2 separate regions of the Homo sapiens genome follow, and region 1 is linked to region 2. Evidence: chromatin contacts called from ENCODE Hi-C or POLR2A ChIA-PET data. All regions are on one chromosome and are shown on one strand. Each heading gives the region's core, a stretch centred on a gene start or an enhancer-like site at or near the end of the contact. The rest is flanking DNA. Distances are from core to core; before and after follow the strand shown. Region 1 has its middle 22 kb from the start of KEAP1. Region 2 holds the start of TYK2 (tyrosine kinase 2).

Region 1 (6,983 bases), core at 4,166-6,665, 99 kb before region 2:
GGCTCCTGCCTATAATCCCAACAGTTTGGGAGGCCAAGGTAGGTGGATTGTTTAAGCTCAGGAGTTGGGAGGCCAGCCTGGACAGCGTAGTGTGACCCTGTCTCTACTAAAAAATACAAAAATTATCTGGGGGTGCTGGTGCACGCCTGTAATCCCAGCTACTCAGGAGGCTGAGGCACGAGAATCACTTGAACTCGAGAGGCAGAGGTTGTGGTGAGCCAAGATCGCGCCGCTGCACTCCAGCCTGGGCAGCAGAGTAAGACTCTGTCTCAAAAATAAAAATAATAAATAAGTAAAATTCACAGGCTGTCCAGGTACAATGGCTCATGCCAGTAATCACAACTCTTTGGGAGGCTGAGGCGGGAGGTGACTTGAGCCCAGGAGTTTGAGGCTGCACTGAGCTATGACTGCACCACTGCACTCTAGCCTGGGTGACACAGCAATACCCCTGACTCTAAAATAAAATAAGGCTGGGTGTGGTGGCTCACGCCTGTAATCCCAGCACTTTGGGAGGCTGAGGCAGGCGGATCACCTGAGGTCAGGAGTTCAAGACCAGCCTGGCCAACATGGTGAAACACTGTCTCTACTAAAAATACAAAAATTAGCTGCCCGTGGTGGCATGTGCCTGTAATCCCAGCTACTCGGGAGGCTGAGGCAGGAGAATCGCTTGAACCCGGGAGGTATAGCTCTGGGATGAATACCCTCAGGGCAGAGTCAGGAAGTTCCATCTAAAAGGCAGACAGCACCCTCTTGTGGGCCTCTGGGTGAAAGAGGCCCAGAGAAAGAAAGTTAGAAAAGGAACTATTTCCAGAGAAAGAAAGTTAGAAAAGGAACAAGATTGGATGAGCTCCTGGCTTGTTCCTATTTTTAAAAGTAGCATTCTCCGGGCCAGGTGGGGTGGCTCACGCCTGTAATCGCAGCAATTTGGGAGGCCCAGATGGGTAGATCACCTAAGCTCGGGAGTTCTAGACTAGCCTGACTAACATGGAGAAACCCTGTCTCTACTAAAAATACAAAATTAGCCGGGCGTGGTGGCACATGCCTGTAATCCTAGCTACTCGGGAGGCTGAGGAAGGAGAACCGCTTGAACCCGGGAGGTGGAGGTTGTGGTAAGCCGAGATCTTAACCACTGCACTCCAGCATGGGCAACAAGAGCAAACATCTGTTTCATTCTTCAAAACTTTGGACCAAATGATATTTCTTATAAATCAAATAAAAGTGCACATGCTTTGAGGGAGTTCCCTATTTAAAGGACTCGCCCTCCTGCAAGCACCAGCACCCTATCCACTGCTCAGGGTTGTAACTAATTTTATGGCGCAAACTTTTTTTTTTTTTTTTTTGAGACAGAGTCTCGCTTTGTTGCCCAGGCTGGAGCGCAGTGGTGTGATCTTGGCTCACTGCAACCTCTGCCTCCTGGGTTCGAGCGATTCTCCTGCCTCAGCCTTCCAAGTAGCTGGGACTACAGGCATGTGCCACCATGTCCCGCTAATTTTTGTATATTTAAGTAGTGGCAAGATTTCACCATATTGGTCAGGGTGGTCTTGAACTCCTGACCTCGTGATCTGCCCGCCTCAGCCTCCCAAAGTGCTGAGATTACAGGCGTGAGCCACCGCGCCCGGCCTGTGGTGCCACCTTTTATTTATTTATATTTATTTTATTTATTTTATTTTTTTTGAGACGGAGTCTGGCTCTGTCACCCAGTTTGGGGTGCAGTGGCGCAATCTCGGCTCACTGCAAACTCCGCCTCCCGGGTTCACGCCATTCTCCTGCCTCAGCCTCCCGAGTAGCTGGGACTACAGGCGCCTGCCACTACGCCGGGCTAATTTTTTGTATTTTTAGTAGAGTTGGGGTTTCACCGTGTTAGCCAAGATGGTCTTGATCTCCTGACCTCGTGATCCGCCCGCCTCGGCCTCTCAAAGCGCTGGGATTACAGGCGTGAGCCACCGCGCCCGGCCGGTGCCACCTTTTAAAGCAGGAACACTCTTTTTAGACTACATGTCCCAGGATCCTCCGGGATTAAGCAATTATCTTGATAAGGGTGGTAAGAAAAGGAAACCGAATCTCCTAGTGCCAACTTCAGTTGCCTCAGCCTTCATTTACGCTCAGCTTCAGGGGCCTGAAAGACTAATAATTACATTACCCAAGAAGTTGGTTTATTTTTCCCTCAAGTCTCAACTATCCTACATGGGGTCTCTTTTATTTCTACCCTACATCCGTCTACTCCTCACATGTCATCCTACCTGGCCGTCTCTCAGTTTATTTTTTTATTTTTATTTATTTTTTCGAGACAGAGTGACTCTGTTGTCCAGGCTGGAGGGCTATGGCCAGATCAAGGCTCACTACTACAGGCATGACCTCCCAGTTTTAAGTGATCCTCCCACCTCAGTCTTTCAAGTAGCTGGGACCACAGGTGTACGCCACCAAGCAGGCTATGTTGCCCAGGCTGGTCTTGAACTCCTGACCTCAAGAGTTTCTCCTGCCTCAGCCTCCCAAAGGGCTGGGATTATAGGCATAAGCCAAAGCACCTGTCCCCCTTCACTCAGTTATTTTATTTTTTATTTTTTTTGAGATGGAGTCTCGCTCTTTCTCCCAGGCCGGATTGCAGTGCCGCTATCTCGGCTCACTGCAAGCTCCGCCTCCCAGGTTCATGCCAGTCTCCTGCCTCAGCCTCCCGAGTAGCTGGGACTACAGGTGCCCGCCACCGCGCCCGGCTAATTTTTTGTATTTTTAGTAGAGACGGGGTTTCACCGTGTTAGCCAGGATGGTCTCGATCTCCTGACCTCATGATCCGCCCTCCTCGGCCTCCCAAAGTGCTGGGATTACAGGCGTGAGCCACGGCACCTGGCCTTTCACTCGATTAATCTTTATGAATATTTTAAGTTTCCCTTTCTTTTTTTTGAGACGGAGTCTCGCTCTGTCGCCCAGGCTGGAGTGCAGTGGCGCGATCTCAGCTCACTGCAAGCTCCGCCTCCCAGGTTCACGCCATTCTGCTTCAGCCTCCCGAGTAGCTGGGACTACAGGCATCAGCCACCTCGCTCAGCTAATTTTTTGTATTTTTTTTTTAGTAGAGACGGGGTTTCACCATGTTGGCCAGGATGGTTTCGATCTCCTGACCTCCTGATCTGCCCTCCTTGGCCTCCCAAAGTGCTGGGATTACAGGCATGAGCCACCCCCCAGCCTCTTTTTTTTTTTTTTTTTTTTTTTTTTTTTTTTGAGACAGAGTTTCGCTCTTGTTACCCAGGCTGGAGTGCAATGGTGTGATCTTGGCTCACTGCAACCTCTGCCTCCCCGGTTCAAGCAATTCTCCTGCCTCAGCCTCCCGAGTAGCTGGGATTACAGGCATGCACCACCACGCCTGGCTAATTTTGTATTTTTAGTAGTGACGGGGTTTCTCCATGTTGGTCAGGTTGGTCTCGAACTTCTGACCTCAGGTGATCTGCCCACCTCGGCCTCCCAAAGTGCTGGGATTACAGGCGTGAACCACCGTGCCTGGCCCTTAAGTTTCCTTTTTTTTTTTTTTTTTTTTTTTTGAGACGGAGTCTCGCTCTGTCGCCCAGGCTGGAGTGCAGTGGCGCGATCTCGGCTCACTGCAAGCTCCGCCTCCCGGGTTCACGCCATTCTCCTGCCTCAGCCTCCCAAGTAGCTGGGACTACAGGCGCCCGCCACTACGCCCGGCTAATTTTTTGTATTTTTAGTAGAGACGGGGTTTCACCATTTTAGCCGGGATGGTCTCGATCTCCTGACCTCGTGATCCGCCCGCCTCAGCCTCCCAAAGTGCTGGGATTACAGGTGTGAGTGAGCCACCGCACCTGACATTTTTTTTAAAATGTAAATCTGTGTGGAAGTGTCTCAAAAATTAATATTGCCTCAGTGAATGAAATAATCAGAGACTTGTTTTGTCTGCCTTAACTGAGTATATATAAAAGTTGTTTTAAAATTTTGTATTTGACCGGGCGCGGTGGCTCACACCTGTAATCCCAGCACTTTGGTAGGCCGAGGTGGGCGGATCACGAGGTCAGGAGATCGAGACCATCCTGGCTAACACGGTGAAACCCCGTCTCTACTAAAAATACAAAAAATTAGCCGGGCGTGGTGGCAGGCACCCATAGTCCCAGCTACTCGGGAGGCTGAGGCAGGAGAATGGCGTGAACCCGGGAGGCAAGAAAAAAAAATTGTTGTTGACTGGCAAATTCTTTTTATTTATTTATTCTTTTTGAGATGGAGTCTCACTCTGTTGCCCAGGCTGGAATGCAGTGGTGTGATCTCGGCTCACTGCAACCTCCACCTGCTGGGTTCAAGCGATTCTCCTACCTCAGCCTCCTGAGTATCTGGGATTACAGGCCCATACCGCCACTCCCGGCTAATTTTTGTATTTTTTAGTAGAGGCGGGTTTTCACCATGTTGGCCAGGCTGGTCTCGAACTCCTGATCTTATATGATAACCTCGGCCTCCCAAAGTTCTGGGATTATGGGCGTGAGCCACTGCGCCCGGCCCTAAATGATTTCTCATGTGGCATAGTGAGTTCCTTCATCAGCTAGTTTCGGTTTCTTCCCATCTTCATGGGGTGAGCTGAGTCTTTTGCCTTCCCGTCTGCTCAATTGGGGGCAAGGGAGCACAGGGGGGTCTTTGGGCCTTCTATCTATGGGTGCCACAGAAGCGTTTGCAGGGGTCGGCCTTAAACTGGAAAGGAGGAAGGGACTGATCTCAGAAAAAGGGGGGATGACAGATGCCTTCTGAGTGTGGGGAGGACAACGATAGGAAACACTCTGGAAACGGGGAACAGCACCAGGCCCCTTCTCGGGAAGAAGAAACAACGCTGGGGAGCCTTGAGGAAGGGGGGACGGCTCTGGCTCTGGGGTCTCCTCAGGAGGGGATAATGGCATGGGGGTCCCCGCCAGAAAGAGGGGATGATGTCCGGGTTTCCCGCGGGAAGAAAGGACAATGCGGTGCTGGCCATCAGGACAGGGTAGTGACAGCAGGGTCCCCTCAAGAAGGGCGGATGACGCCAGGATCCCCCTCAGGAAGTGAGGACGACTCTGGGGTCACTCAGAAAAAAAGGGATGACGCCAAGTGTCCCCTTCTGGAACGGGCGACTGGTGTCAGGATATTCTCAGGAAAAGAAGGACGACGCTGGGGTCTGCCGAAGAGACTAGGAACGACGCTGGGGCCACTCTCAAGACGTTGTGAGGCCTGGATCCCCTCAACCGCTTCGGGGTCCGGGGCTCCCGCTATCGCTCTAGCGCCTTTGGCTCCGCACGCCTCACTTCGCTCAGCTCTCGGCTTCCACCAGCGAGGCGACCGCGCCTCTCATTGGCTGCCTTTTCAAGTGATGACAATTACACCAGCCAATCGTAGTCGGGAAAAAAACTCCCGCTCGTTCTCGCCTCGCCTCCCCCCTCGTTCTGCGAGTGCGCTGGGTCCCTATTCTGCTGTAGCCCGCCCCCCCGCCCCTTAGCCCTACTCTAGGGGGCGCTCACGGGCTCCGACTCCCAGCCCTACCTCCTTCCCTGCCTATGCCTGTGACCCTTTTTATAATAATAGTACTTACTTAATAGGGCTGTTGTGAGCATTTACCTCGATGATTTACGTAAAACAAACAGTGCTTGTCACATAACAACCTCTCGGTAAACCTAAGCTATTGTTATTTGGATTTTACAATGGGGGAAACTGAGGCATGGTTTCCCCCCTTGGCCAGTAACCTGCCCAGACTAACCCAGCCATTAACTTGGCTGAGTTGGAGCCAAAATCCAGGAAAGCTGAATCTAGAATCTGTGTGCTTATCCACCACGTTTTTGTGCCTCCCAGATAATAAATACCAGATGTTTTTCATTTCCCCTGATTATAAAATAACTTTCTGATTATAAAAGTAATATAGACTGGGTGCAGTGACTCACGCCTGTAATCCCAACACTGAGGCAGGAGGATCGCTTGAGCCCAGGAGTTTGAGACCAGCTTGGGCGACATAGTGAGAACCCATCTTTACAAAAAGTTTTTTTAAGTAGCTGGGGGCAGGGGCAGGTGCCTGTCAGCTATTTGGGAGGCTGAGGCAGGAGGATTGCTTGAGCCTGAGAGGTCGAGACTGCAGTCAGCTGTGATTGCACCACTACACTCCAGTCTGGGTGACAAATGAGACCCTGTCCCAATCAATCGATCATCAATGAATGTAATATATGCTCATTGCAAAATGTTCAGAAAATGTCAAAGACTACACAAGACACAGATCTTTCTTTTTTAAAAAATTATTTTAGTATTTATTGATCATTCTTGGGTGTTTCTCGGAGAGGGGGATTTGGCAGGGTCATAGGACAATAGTGGAGAGAAGGTTAGCAGATAAACATATGAACAAAGGTCTCTGGTTTTCCTAGGCAGAGGACCCTGCGGCCTTCCGCAGTGTTTGAAGACACAGATCTTTCTTAATCCCACCACTGGAGACACTGTGAATATCTGGATGGGTAACTGCCTTTTCTCTGCATGTTACTTTTCAGTAGGATCATATAATACAGAATATTTTGAAACCTGCTGTTCTGACTGTGAATATCTCTGGCCATTTCAATAAACATAGATCCACCTGATTTTTTTTTTTTTTTTTTTTTTTTGGAGACGGAGTCTTGCTCTGTTGCCCAGGCTGGAGTGCAGTGGCACAATCTCGGCTCACTGCAACCTCGGCCTCCTGGGTTCAAGCAGTTCTCCTGCTTCAGCCTCCCGGGTAGCTGGGACTATAGGCGCATACTGCCACGCCCGTCTAATTTTTTGTATTTTAGTAGAGACAGGGTTTCACTGTGTTGCCCAGGCTGGTCTCGAACTCCTGAGCTCAGGCAATCCACGAGCCTCGGTCTCCAAAAGTGCTAGGATTACAGGCGTAAGTCACTGCGCCCAGCCCACTTGATCATTTTTAATGGTTGCATATTATTCCATCATATAGGTGAAAAGTAATTTAATAACTCCTTAATAGTGGTCACCTGGATTATTAATAATTCTTCACT
Region 2 (7,575 bases), core at 3,083-5,582:
AAGAAAAATCTGGCACTCTTGGCTTCTAGGTACTGTACTCTAAGCGGCGACAGAGAGGAAGCTCACAGCCAGCCCTCCCGCAGCAGGCAGGACAACAGCCAGGGATTCCTGGCTCCCAGGCCATTCATTCCCCTCCAGCTGTGGCTTCTTAAGCCACCTACTGGGCTGGATGCACAATCTCAGGCACTGAGGGCTTAGCAGACAACCAGACGGACCTCTTTCTGGTGCGGTCCTAGAACCGCAGACAGGCAATAGAACTTGTGCTCAAAGAAACTTCCCAGGGGCTGGGCACGGTGGCTCATGCCTGTAATCCCAGCAGTTTGGGAGGTCAAGGCCAGAGGTCCACTTGAGCCCAGCAGTTTGAGCCCAGTAGTTTGAGACCAGCCTGGGCAACATAGTGAAAACCCATTTCTAAAAAAATTACACACACACAAAAGTTAGCCAGCCGGCCAGGCGAGGTGGCTCACACCGGTATTCCCAGCACTTTGGGAGGCCAAGGCGGGAGGATCACGAGGTCAGGAGATCAAGGCCATCCTGGCCCACATGGTGAAACCTCGTCCCTACTAAAAAATACTAAAAAATTAGCCGGGTGTGGTGGCATGCGCCTGTAATCCCAGCAGTTTGGGAGGTCAAGGCGGGAGGACCACTTGAGCCCAGTAGTTTGAGACCAGCCTGGGCAACATGGTGAAAACCCATTTCTTTTCCTTTTTTTTTTTTTGAGATAGAGTCTCACTCTGTCGCCCAGGCTAGAGTGCAGTGGCGCGATCTCAGCTCACTGCAAACTCCGCCTCCCAGGTTCAAGTGATTCACCTGCCTCAGCTTCCCAAGTAGCTGGGATTATAGGCACCCACCAACACACCCGGCTAATTTTTGTATTTTTAGTAGAGACGGGGTTGGTGGAAGCCCATTTCTATAAAAAATACACACACACAAAAGTTAGCCAGGCGGCTGGGCGCGGTGGCTCACTTCTGTAATCCCAGCACTTTGGGAGGCCGAGGCGTGAGGATCATGAGGTCAGGAGATTGAGGCCATCCTGGCCAACATGGTGAAACCCCATCTCTACTAAAAAATACAAAAAAATTAGCTGGGTGTGGTGGCACACGCCTGTAATCCCAGCTTCTCTGGAGGCTGAGGCAGAAGAATCGCTAGAACCTGGGAGGCAGGGATTACAGTGAGCCGAGATCGTGCCACTGCACTTCAGCCTAGCAACAGAGCAAGACTCCGCCTCAAAAAAAAAAAAGTTACCCAGGCATCGTGATGCACATCTGTAGTCCCAGCTACTCAGGAGGCTGAGGTGGAAGATTGTGAATGGTGAATCTGGGAAGTTGAGACTGCAGTGAATTGAGATCACAGCACTGCACTCCAGCCTGGGCAACAGAGCGAGATTCTTGTCTCAAAAAAAAAAAAAAAAAAAAAAAAAAGAAAGAAAGAAAGAAGAGAAACCCAGCTGGGCGCGGTGGCTCACATCTGTAATCCCAGCACTTTGGGAGGCCAAGGCGGGTGGATCACCTGAGGTCAGGAGCTCGAGACCAGTATGGCCAACCTGGCCAAACCCTGTCTCTATTAAAAATACAAAAATTAGCCAGGCGTGGTGGTGCACGCCTGTAATCCCAGCTACCGGGGATGCTGACGCAGGAGAATTGCTTGAACCTGAGAGGCAGAGGTTGCAGTGAGCCAAGATTGCGCCACTGCACTCCAGCCTGGGCAACAGAGCAAGACTCTGTCTCTTTAAAAAAAAAAAAAAAGAAAGAAACTTCCCATGAAATGTCAGGTTGCAATAAGGACTCTGAAGAAAATACAGCAGAGCCCAGGAGGTCAAGTTGCCCAGGCTGGAGTGCAGTGGTGTGATCACGGCTCACTGTAGCCTCAACCTCCTGGGCTCAAGCAATCCTCCCACCTCAGCCTTCGGAGTAGCTGGGACTAACTAATTTTTTTTCCCCCCGAGATGGAGTCTCACTCTGTAGCCCAAGCTGGAGTGCAGTGGTGGGATCTCAGCCCACTGCAACCTCCACCTCCTGGGCTCAAGCGATTCTCATACTTCAGCCTTAGACTAATTTTTTTTATTTTGGGTAGAGATGGGGTCTTGCTATATTGCCCAGGTTGGTCTTGAACTGGGCCCAGACAGTACTCCTTCTTTAGCTCCCTGAAGTGCTAGGTTTATAGGGATGAGCCACTGCATCCAGCCAGGACAAGTCTCTATCAGCATTTTATTTTATTTTATTTTATTTTATTTTTGAGACAGAGTCTCACTCTGGCGCCCAGGCTGGAGTGCAGTGGCGCAATCTCGGCTCACTGCAAGCTCCGCCTCCCCGGTTCACGCCATTCTCCTGCCTCAGGCTGCCACTACGCCCAGCTAATTGTTTGTATTTTTAGTAGAGACGGGGTTTCACCGCCTTAGCCAGGATGGTCTCGATTTCCTGACCTCATGATCCGCCCACCTCGGCCTCCCAAAGTGCTGGGATTACAGGCGTGAGCCACTGTGCCCGGCCTCTATCAGCATTTTCTTTCTTTTTCTTTTTCTTTTTTTTTTTTTGAGACAGAGTTTAGCTCTTGTTGCCCAGGCTGAAGGGCAATGGTGTGATCTCGGCTCACTGCAACTTCTGCCTCCCAAGTTCAAGCGATTCTCCTGCCTCAGCCTCCTGAATAGCTGGGATTACAGGTGCCCACCACCATGCCCAGCTAATTTTTGCATTTTTAGTAGAGACAGGGTTTCACCATGTTGGCCAGTCTGGTCTTGAACTCCTGACCTCAGGTGATCCGCCCGCCTCCACCTCCCAAAGTGCTGGGATTACAGGTGTGAAAGAGACCATTCCCGATCTCTTTCAGCATTTTCATACTGAATGTCCACAGCTGCCCTGTGAGGAGGCTTTTTACCCATATTTTCTGACTCAGAGAGAAGCAGCCACATGTCCCTTGGCCATGGCAGTTAAGACCAACTCCATGGAGCTGGGTGTCTTAGCTCACATCTGTAATCCCAGCACTTTGGAAAGCCAAGGCAGGATGATTGCTTGAGGCCAGAAGTTCAAGACCAGCCTGGGCAACATAGCCAGACCCCATCTCTACAAAAATTTAAAAATTAGCCACAAAATTTAAAAATTAACAACAAAAGGGCCGGGTGCGGTGGCTCACGCCTGTAATCCCAGCGCTTTGGGAGGGTGGATCACGAGGTCAGGAGTTCGAGACCAGCCTGGCCAAGATGGTGAAATCCCATCTCTACTAAAAATACAAAAATTAGCCGGGCGTGGTGGCGGGCGCCTGTTGTCCCAGCTACCCAGGAGGCTGAGGCAGGAGAATCGCTTGAATCCGGGAGTCTGAGGTTGCAGTGAGCCGAGATCGCAGCATTGCACTCCAGCCTGGGCGACAAGAGCGAAACTCCATCTTAAAAAAAAAAAAAAAAAAAAGTGGAAGATGAGGAAGTTGATCAGACATCAAGGATGAGCGGATGACTTAATAGGCTTCTTTGCTAAGACTTGGCTGGGCAGGTGAAAGACAAAGTCGAGGAGTGGTTATGGTGTGGCACAGAAGAAGGGTCAGAGGACGGTCTTTGTTACCTCTTCATGCCTGAGTTTCTTCCTCTGTGAAATGGGGATAATAAGAGCCGCCATACAGGGAATTGCTGCTAGGATCAAATGAGATAATGTATGTGAAACGCTCTGGCTGTAGGCTTCTCAGCAAATGGGCACGACTTGCGGAGTGGGGATTTGAATTCACGTCTGGCGGGATGTCCAAGCTGCTACCCTGACCGCTAGGGAGCTTCAGAGGACAGGGCTGCAGGTGATCAGGAAGAGGACTGGGGCAGGTGGGCGAGGAATGCCTCCCAGGAGTGAAGGAGGGGGAATTCTAGTCAGCAGGATGGAGTCGGCCAGGTAGAAACGAGGGAAAGGAGACAGGACCGGATGGAACGGGGAAGCCAAAGGGCAGGGCGTCGGAGGGTTGAATGGTGGCCGGTGCAGCTTTGAACACCGAGGTGAGGACATGCAGCTGTGTCCTAGGGTCAGGACCGTACACGCCTGACCCAATTCCACAGCACGGAGGGGAACTCCAGGATCCGGCCGCGTTGCCCACACACTTCGCTCTCCCTCCCGCCTCTCGCAAGCCCCTCCCCCGTCTCCGTCCACCGAGTGCCAGCCAATAGCAGAAGCGACAGCGCATCTGGGTGCCGACTCAGCCAATCGCGGCTGAGTGACGAATGAGCCCCAGGACCAATGAGAGTGCCGCCACCATGGCAAAAAAAAAAAAATCCAATGGTGACGAGCAGGGAGAACAGAGCAGCTGCCAATGGGCGTGTGCGTTTCAGGCGGCCAATGGGAGGAGGCGTCTCGGCGGGGGACAAGCAGTAGCTACCCGCGGGAGCGGGGAGGGGTCCGGGTTCGAGCTTGTGTTCCCCCGGAAGGGTGAGTCTGGACGCGGGCGCGGAAGGAGCGCGGCCGGAGGTCCTCAGGAAGAAGCCGCGGGGACTGGCTGCGCTTGACAGGCTGCACTTGGATGGGAGCACCTGGTGCCTCGGGACTGCTCCGATGCCCGGTGGGTGCACATCCCAGTTCCCGCCGTTGCCGGCCGGGTTTAGAGGTTTTGGGGGGAGGACATGGGGGCGTGCAGCCTTCCCAGTTGCAAACTTCACTCCGACCCTGTCTTCAAAGCTGGGTCTGGGTCCAGTGGGGACGAGAAAGGAGGAAGGAGGAAGTAGGCTCCGCGAAAGCCCCATCCCCGGGATCTCATCTATAACATGAATAGGTATTAATGGCAAAGGCTAATTAAGCGCTTACTGTATACCAGGCACTTTCTCTGCCTCCTCGCGTTAAATCCTCCCAGCAGCCTTTTGAGGTAGACACTGTTACATGCCCATTTTCCAGATGAGGAAACCAGCAACATGGGTGGAAGTGACAGCCCCTCCACTTCCATACTGGCGCCCTCAGGAGGCTCAGGCCCTGGATTGGGGGGATGGAGCTGGACATAAACTCTCCTAGGCTTTGGGGAGTCAACAGGGACTGAGGTCACTCATGGGGGTAAATGTGGGAGAGGAGAATTGTGGCCTGAAAGAGGCCATCACCACGATGAAACTAATAACAATTATGTTATTCTTGTTTTGGTCATATTTGTTCTTTTTGTGTGTGCCTGAATCAGGGTCTGTGCTGAATGTGTAATATGCGGAACTATATTGAAACATTACAACCATCTTTTGATGGCAACACCCTGAGGACCTCCCTTTTCCAGATGGGGAAACTGAGGCCCAGAATTGCTAAGTGGCTTGCTTGAGTTGACACAGGGAGCTCCAGGACTCACCCTCAGGTATGTTTGACCACATCTGCCTGTCTGGTTATTTTGGGGAGGTGTGTTAAGAGCAGATTTTTATTTTACTTTTTATTTATTTATTTATTTATTTATTTATTTATTTATTGTATTTTAGTAGAGATGGGGTTTCACCATGTTGGTCAAGATGGTCTCAATCTCCAGACCTCGTGATCTGTCCGCCTTGGCCTCCCAAAGTGCTGGGATTACAGTCATGAGCCACCGCGCCTGGCCCTTTTTATATATTTTTATTACTTATTTATTTATTTATTTATTTATATTTTTAGAGTCAGGGTCTCACTCTGTCACCCAGGCTGGAATGCAGTGGTGCGATCACTGCTCACTGCAGCCTCCAACTCCTGGGCTCAGGAGATCCTCCCACTTCAGCCTCCCGAGTAGCTTGGAGTACAGATGTGCACCCCCACGCCTGGCTAAATTTTAAAAATTTCTTGTAGAGGCCGGGCACAGTGGCTCACGCCTGTAATCCCAGCACTTTGGGAGGCCGAGGCGGGTGGATCACCTGAGGTCAGAGGTTCAAGACCAGCCTGGCCAACATGGCAAAACCCTGTCTCTACTAAAAATACAAAAATTAGCCCGGTGTGGTGGCAGGCGCCAGCTACTCAGGAGGCTGAGGCAGGAGAATCACTTAAACCCAGGAGGCAGAGGTTGTGGTGAGCAAGATTGTACCATTGCACTCCAGCCTGGGCAACAAGAGTGAAACTCTGTCTCAAAAATAAGATAAGATAAGATAAGATAAGATAAGATAAGATAAGATAAGATATAAAATAAAACGTCTTGTAGAAACAGGGTCTTGCTATATGGCCTAGGCTGGTCTCGAGCTCCTGGGCTCAAGCAATCCTCTTGCCTCAACATCCCAAAGTCCTGGGATTAGAGGCGTGAGCCACTGTACCTGGCCAGAGCAGATTTTTATATCTGTGTCAATTTGTGGAAAGAGAGGAGGGTTCAGTGTTATTGTTGATGAGAGATCTAGGTGGGGATGCATACCCCAACCCTGTCCAATAAATGTGGAAAACGAGACTCAGAGAGGGAATCGGGTCTCTAATGTCATGCCAAGATGGGAGCCCAGAATCTTCCCCTCAGGCCTTAGCTGGGGTGGGTGGAAGGTTGAAGAGCTAACAGGGGTCTCTGGGCTGAGACTTGGGAGCTGACAGATTGTCCCCTTTCCAGCTGAGCCACCTGCCGGGAGCATGCCTCTGCGCCACTGGGGGATGGCCAGGGGCAGTAAGCCCGTTGGGGATGGAGCCCAGCCCATGGCTGCCATGGGAGGCCTGAAGGTGCTTCTGCACTGGGCTGGTCCAGGCGGCGGGGAGCCCTGGGTCACTTTCAGTGAGTCATCGCTGACAGCTGAGGAAGTCTGCATCCACATTGCACATAAAGTTGGTGAGTCTGGGGCGTTGGCACCATGGGGACTGGGGTGGGTGTGCAAGCAGCAGCTGGGCCCCATCCATCCGTCTATCCACCCACCCACCCATCCACCCACCCATCCACCCACTCATCCATCCATCCATCCATCCACCCATCCACCCACCCATCCACCCTCCCAACCACCCATCCATCCACCCACCCACCCATCCATCCACCCATGCATCCATCCATCCTCCCATCCACCCATCCACCCACCCATTCACCCACCCATTCACCCATCCACCCACCCTTTCACCCATCCACCCATCCACCCATTCATCCACCCACCCACCCACCCATCCATCCACCCACGCATCCATCCACCCACCCACCCACCCATCCATCCACCCACGCATCCATCCATACATCCACCCACCCACTCATCCATCCACCCACCTATCCACCTATCCATCCACCTACTCACCCACCCATCCACCCACCTATCCACCCACCCACCCATCCACCCATCCATCCACCCACCCATTCATCCATCTATCCATCCATCCACCCATCGATCCATCCATACCCACCCATTCATCCATCCACCCATCCATCCACCCACCCATCCACCCATCCATCCACCCATCCATCCATTCATCCATCCATCCATCCACCCACCCACCCATCCATCCACCCACCCACCCATCCATCCATCCATCCATCCACCCACCCACTCACCCACTCACCCACCTATCCATGCATCCATCCATCCACCCACCCATCCATCCTCCCACCCATTCATCCATCTATCCATCCATCCATCCATCCATCCATCCATCCATCCATCCACCCACCCACCCACCTATTCATCCATCTATCCATCCATCCATCCATCCATCCATCCATCCATCCATCCATCCA

The links. A loop is a pair of places that touch in the nucleus more often than their neighbours do. ChIA-PET counts read pairs that join two places held with the same protein, here RNA polymerase II (POLR2A). Pooled maps may share reads with other maps.
Region 1: a pooled map shows a loop between it and region 2 (3-fold over the local background). The contact joins the enhancer-like site here to the promoter of TYK2 in region 2. A Hi-C loop is called at or near these places in 6 of 50 pooled maps. POLR2A ChIA-PET finds 5 or more read pairs at or near these places in 4 of 52 experiments (BJ, GM10248, Panc1 and 1 more).

Annotation. Positions count from the first base shown.
Region 1 is chr19:10,477,508-10,484,490 of GRCh38, reverse strand. No RefSeq gene overlaps it. Among named protein-coding and RNA genes, the nearest start is that of KEAP1, 22 kb to the left of the region's middle. RefSeq lists an enhancer at 5,179-5,248. Within about 2 kb of position 5,415, at least 6 of the 41 ENCODE cell types and tissues checked have a DNase peak (open chromatin) inside an H3K27ac peak, as active enhancers do.
Region 2 is chr19:10,377,329-10,384,903 of GRCh38, reverse strand. It overlaps TYK2 (tyrosine kinase 2), which reads left to right and starts at 4,332. Exons shown (of 25, transcript NM_003331.5): 1 at 4,332-4,524; 2 at 5,125-5,289; 3 at 6,478-6,690. The coding sequence starts at 6,498. RefSeq lists enhancers at 3,703-4,366, 4,275-4,434.